Regions from separate parts of the Homo sapiens genome. Here region 1 is linked to region 2. A link is a contact called in ENCODE Hi-C or POLR2A ChIA-PET data. All regions are on one chromosome and are shown on one strand. The core of a region is the stretch at or near the end of the contact, and the rest is flanking DNA. Distances in the headings are between cores, read along the strand shown. Region 1 holds the start of TNIP1 (TNFAIP3 interacting protein 1). Region 2 has its middle 14 kb from the start of GPX3.

Region 1 (2,700 bases), core at 97-2,596, 75 kb before region 2:
ACTCAGTGGTGCTTTGGAGTTTGCATCGCTTCCTCCCTCCCTCCCTTCTGAATCAAGGCATAAGTGTAATTCTTTTCATAATTAAACTAGAATGAATATCGTTTTGAAGATCTGATAACACCGTTGAATTAACTGAAGGAACCCTAGGAGGTTACAAAGCCTTATAGGAGAATCCCCAGATTAGGTATATAATTTGGGCAAGTATCTGTGTGTGTATTATTGCGAAGTCACAGTTGATTGATGGGTCTCTCTTCTGTAAAATGAGGGTGTGTATTAAACAGTTCCCCAAATCCTTTCCCCTAATTCTTTTTGAGGATGAGGGCCTGTCAATGACTAAGTTTTCAACAGTACCAGTGAAATGGGTCTTTTGCAATAGGTTTTTCATAAAGCTATATTTAGTTTAAAGAGCTGTTCTTTATTCCAAGGTTAGACCTTCCACTTTTTGGAATTAAAATTTAGCTTTCTTTCTTTTTAAAAATAAAAGGATAAGCTTTTAAAAAGCTTTCCTACCCTTAAAGCAAGTTTATGTTCCTTACCGGTCTAGGAAATCCCAGTCTGTTGGGATTATCTAGCCCACATATAAGTAGGTAGGGTGGAAGGCGGCCTCTGGATTTGCCCACCCGGGTTTGAATCTTGATTCAGCCCCTTACTGAGGTCATCTAACCTTTTTGTGACTCAAATATTATTTAAGAAAAGGTAGTAAAACCCACCTCCCTAGCGTGATTGTGCGAAGAAAATAATGCACGCAAAGCATCTACAATGTCTGGAGCAAAGCGTTTACGATGTCTGGGAATCCTTTACAATGTCTGGAGCAAAAAATGTTCGCGGTAGAGTCTTTATGGGTCTTTTCAGCTCGGAATTTCTATAGCTTTGTTAAGAAGAGTCCTGGAGTGCCCTGGACGGAACTCTGGGGGCCTGAGCTCCAGCTCTGGCTTAGGGCCAAATGCTTACGTGCCTTTTGGCAGGTCCCCTCCCTGTTCTGGCCTGTGTTCCCCTCGGCACAAGGAAGGGGCTGGGTGGTCTCTGTGGCTCGCCTCCGCTCTGAAATTCCGGCTTTCAAGGTGGCCCCAGGCCTTCGACAGGGGCTTCCGGCGCTGGGAGTGCGGCAAGGCGCCGCGCAGGCCCGGGACGGTGGCCCCAGGGAAGTCGCTCCTAGAGGGGAAGGCCGCCGAAGGGACGAGAGACACCGCGGGCCCCCGGAACCGCAGGCAGCCGGTGTTTACCTCGCTCGGTCCCACCCCAGGCGGCCGCGGGCCCGCCCGGAGCGCGCGGCGCGATTGGGCGAGTGGCCTGCCAGTCTCCGGGGACTTTCCCAGGGGTGGGGCGGCCCGGCCAGGCCCCCGGCACTTCCTCGTCCTCGGCCCGGGTGCCCTGCCCCCGTCCAGGAGCCCTAGGAGTGCTACGGGGGGCCGGAGCCTTGCCCGGGCCGCTGCCCCGTCCCTGGATTCGGGGCTGGACGCAGCAAGCGGGGCGCTGTGTCCCCAAGCTCCCCGTCCTCGGGTAAGCCGGCCGGCCCGGAGCGGGGATGGAGGGGAGGAAGGGAGGCCAGGCCCAGATCGTCCAGAGCCTCGGTGGCGGCGGGGAGCGAGCTGGGGAAGGTGGCTTGTGCACCCAGGCCCGGCGCGCGGGGTCCCGGGGCGTCTCCGCCAGCGGCCAAGCCGGGCTGAGCCGCTACTCCCTGCTTGGCGCTGGGCCTGGTGGGGGGCGCGCGTGCGCACTGCGCGGGGTAGCACGCCTGGGAACGGCGTGGGGCGGTTGTAGAGAGCGCAGACCCTCCGGGTGCGGGCGGCGCTGCGGCCCTTTGGGTGTCTATCCTGTGGAGACGAGTTGCCTACGCGGCGTCAGGAGTTTTCGTATCAAGTTGTGGAAGCAGTGTACATATGTCACGAGGAGGAAAATAATAATTTTTATTGGGCGCTTTCCAAGTGCTGATCTTAACGCTGTACGTGTATTAGACTCATTTAATTGTCACTTCCATCCTAAACATTAATATTGTTATTATCTCCATTTTATACTTTAGGAAACCGAGGTACTTGGAGCTTGAGGTCACACAGCTGTGAGTTGCAAAGTCAGATATGAACTCAGGCATTTGGCTCCAGAGTTCCTACTATACTATTTCTGTTGAACATATTTTGTATGCACATTGTTGGAGGCATTTGTGTGCATGTGCAGGATGGATGAGTTTCCAGGAGTGCTTCTGGGGATGGAGTATGAAGGCTGAGCTTTCCACTGTAGGACATTTGTGTGCACGTGTGCATTGTACATTCATTGTGCGTACAGGAGCAGATGGGAATTTTGTGCGACTGGGTGAGAGATTGTGTTTTGGTAGGGGGAGGGAGGGACTTTTGTGGATGATGCAGAAGAATCAGCAACGTCCTTCCCCACCCCCTTGCAGAATGACAGTGCAGGGAAATGTGTAGATTCCTAATGCATCATTTTTTTCTCACAGTACGGTCAAAATGGGATTTAATCAGCACTTACTCATTTTCCAAACAATGGGGTGTGATAGAGGGGAATTCGGCATCTGATGAGAGGTCAGAAAAGGGGACTCAGAATGTTTTAAAAAAATCCTTGACAAAGGAGGGTAGAATTGTATTAGGAGGGTAGAATATTAGTACAAACTCAGCATCCCCGTGGTGGTCTCTGTTTTGCAACAGAAGAAACTGAGGCAGTGAAAAAACTGATAATGCTAATAGCTTA
Region 2 (2,700 bases), core at 156-2,655:
TCTCTCTGGTCCACCCTGTTCTTACTGTAGCATGACAAGTTAGACCAGATGACCTCTAAGGGGTCCATCTGGCTTTAAAAGTCTTTGACAAGTTTCCTATGGTCTCCTTGGGAGAAGTACTTTGTGTTCAAGGTTCTGTCTTCTTCTTATCCAAAAAGGAGGAATGTGGGTTTTCAGGACTTTAGAATACCCTCAGAGAAGGTCCAGCTCTCCTCTCATGCACACATACCCCTGTTCTACCTCTCCATTTGCATATAATAGCTGAGATTAATTTAGTACCAACTATGGGCTAGGCGCTATTCTAAGCACTTTTAAAAGTGCTTTTATAAATTAGGTATACTATAAATTGCATTTTATAGTTGAGGAAACTGAGGCACAGAGGAGTTATGTACTCCAAGCTAGCAAGTGGTGGAGATGGTCTGGTTCCAGGACCTGCACTTCTACCCAACTTCTGCTCTTCACTTCCTTCCCACACTTCACTGAAGCTCAGAGAGTGAAGGGGACTTGCCCAAAGTCACACAGCAATTTACACAATGATCTCTGATCATTAAGCCATTGGAAGAGCCAGATTAAGGGCAAATAGAAGCCAAAGGTTAAAATGTCTTGGCCTCTCCCATTCTACATCCTCCCTCCACCCCCTGTTCCCATGGGCTATTTACTAAAAGCAGAGAGGCCTAGGGTGCGGTCTCATGGGGAAGTGCCAAGGCCAGGCGGGCCCTGCGGTGGTCAGCCCTCCTCTGAATGAAGCCTGGCTTCTTCGTCTACCCTCCCAGGCAGCAGCAGCACAATCAGTGGGGTGGAAGTGCCCAGGGTGGAAATGGGAGCAGGGCTGGAGCAGGAAAATAGAAAGAAAACAGGGCAGTGGCCAGGATTAGGGCAAAAGGATAGGGTGGAGGGGGAAAGACATGACCAATATGTTTTAAATGTCCACTGTGCGTGCCTAACACAGTGCTAAGCACTTTCCCTTACATCCTGAGATGAAGGTCCCATTATTACCCCATTTACGCAGGAGGAAACTGAGGCTCAGAAGGTTGAGTTATCCTGTGTGTCTACTGTGAAACGTGTCCTCTTTCCACTGAAGAAAGGGAAGGAATGACAGCAGAGTAGGAGAGGAAGGAGGAAAGAGGAAGAGAGCCAGATTCGGGAGAAAGGAGAAGAAAGTGAGTATGGGGCCTTGGCGCTCTGCCCCAGCAAGGGCAATGGGCCCAGAGTCATCCTCATCTCCCAGAAGGCTCACTGGGGAAATGTTTATGAGAAACCTCAACATTCAGAAGGGGCATGACCTTCCAGCTGGCTGTCCCGTGACTGCTGCTGGCTATAAACAGCCTGCTTATTAACCCCAGGAACCTGGCTCCTCTGCCACTTAAGGGATCGCCTGGAATGGGTGGGTTTGGAGAGCAGGAGGGTGCCTCGCCAAGAATTTGCAGACCAGGAGGAGTGGCTGCTAGGAACTAGATGATTTGTAGAGAGCTGGGCCAAAGGGGGCCCCCTCTGCTCCCACCCCTTGCAGAGTTGCTCAAGACGACATAGTGAGTTAATGTGCCCTAAAAGCCCTTAACCCAGACTTGACCACTTTAAGGGAATTACAAAGCTTGACTCATCTCATTATTTTCCCTAATGACCCATGTCATTAAAGCACTGTGGTGACATCAAATGAATTAATGGTCATAAAGGCATTTGGTAAACTGAACACCCCTGCATACCTGAGACCTTGTTTCTAGTCCAGTCCCCACCCCTATTGATCACTTAGGACAAACTCACATAGTGAGACAAACACAGAGTCACCCACCACAAGCTTACTGCCACTTACCTCCTTAGGTCGCTCAGCCACACTAAGTCCCAGCTGTGAAAGAAAGACCTTGGAGGTTATAATAGTACTGACCTACTGGGGTTGCTGAAAGGATTAACCGAGATACTTCCTATGAAGTTAGCACAGTGCCTGCACCTTTGTGTGCTCAGTCAGTGTTAGCCACATCCATGCTGTGGGTCCCATGAGAAATTCTATAAACTCCACCACCGCCACCACCACAGTAATGCTCTTAAAAATGACCTCAAATTGGAAGTTTTTTGAATGGAGAACAAGAGAGGAGGCAGGTATTTGCTGGAGCTGGACTGGGAAGAAGTAGATTTCATACACAGCTTGAAGGACTGGAAAGAGAACACTGAGAATATCACTGTGGAATTTCTGGGAAAGGAAGGGAATGTCTAAATACAAGAAATTGATGAAATGCTTTTGGATGTTTACAACTCAAAAAAGAACAGAAAGTCTCCATCTCATTCAAGGGCAGTGGTGGGACATGGCGACTTTTCAAGGACACAGGAGCTAGTGGCTGTAAGTGAAAGGTGTTGACAACCAGCTGAGCTCACAGGACTCATCCTGCTGGCTGCTGTCTCTGCAGCGTTGCTGAGTGCAGTGGATCCTTTTTCCACCTTGCATTCCAGAAACTTCTCCCAGTGTTCCCAGTAACAGTGTCCTACCTAGAGTCTAGGAATGTATTCCTGTCTATTCCATTGCTTCCTCTTCCCATTGAATCTTTCTTTTTAAAAATATTTTGAGAATTTTTATTCACATAAGTAACAGATGATTACATTTTTCTTATAAAATTAAAACCTGACAACTATGCTAAAACCCCATTTAACCCCTTCTGCTCTTCATGTTTGTCCCAACTCCTCCCCTTTATCACAATTAGCATGGATTTA

Evidence for each region. A loop is a pair of places that touch in the nucleus more often than their neighbours do. ChIA-PET counts read pairs that join two places held with the same protein, here RNA polymerase II (POLR2A). Pooled maps may share reads with other maps.
Region 1: a loop to region 2 is called in a pooled map, with 2.0 times the contacts of the local background. The contact joins the promoter of TNIP1 here to the enhancer-like site in region 2. A Hi-C loop is called at or near these places in 1 of 168 maps with a recorded cell type or tissue (gastrocnemius medialis) and 5 of 50 pooled maps. POLR2A ChIA-PET finds 5 or more read pairs at or near these places in 5 of 52 experiments (AG04450, H1, Panc1 and 2 more).

Annotation. Positions count from the first base shown.
Region 1 is chr5:151,079,680-151,082,379 of GRCh38, reverse strand. TNIP1 (TNFAIP3 interacting protein 1) reads left to right here and starts at 1,346. Exons shown (of 18, transcript NM_006058.5): 1 at 1,346-1,500. RefSeq lists enhancers at 752-811, 526-1,236, cis regulatory regions at 777-1,546, 1,046-1,834 and a silencer at 1,112-1,781.
Region 2 is chr5:151,004,921-151,007,620 of GRCh38, reverse strand. No RefSeq gene overlaps it. Among named protein-coding and RNA genes, the nearest start is that of GPX3, 14 kb to the left of the region's middle. Within about 2 kb of position 1,405, at least 24 of the 41 ENCODE cell types and tissues checked have a DNase peak (open chromatin) inside an H3K27ac peak, as active enhancers do; they include gastrocnemius medialis, where a contact is called at or near this core.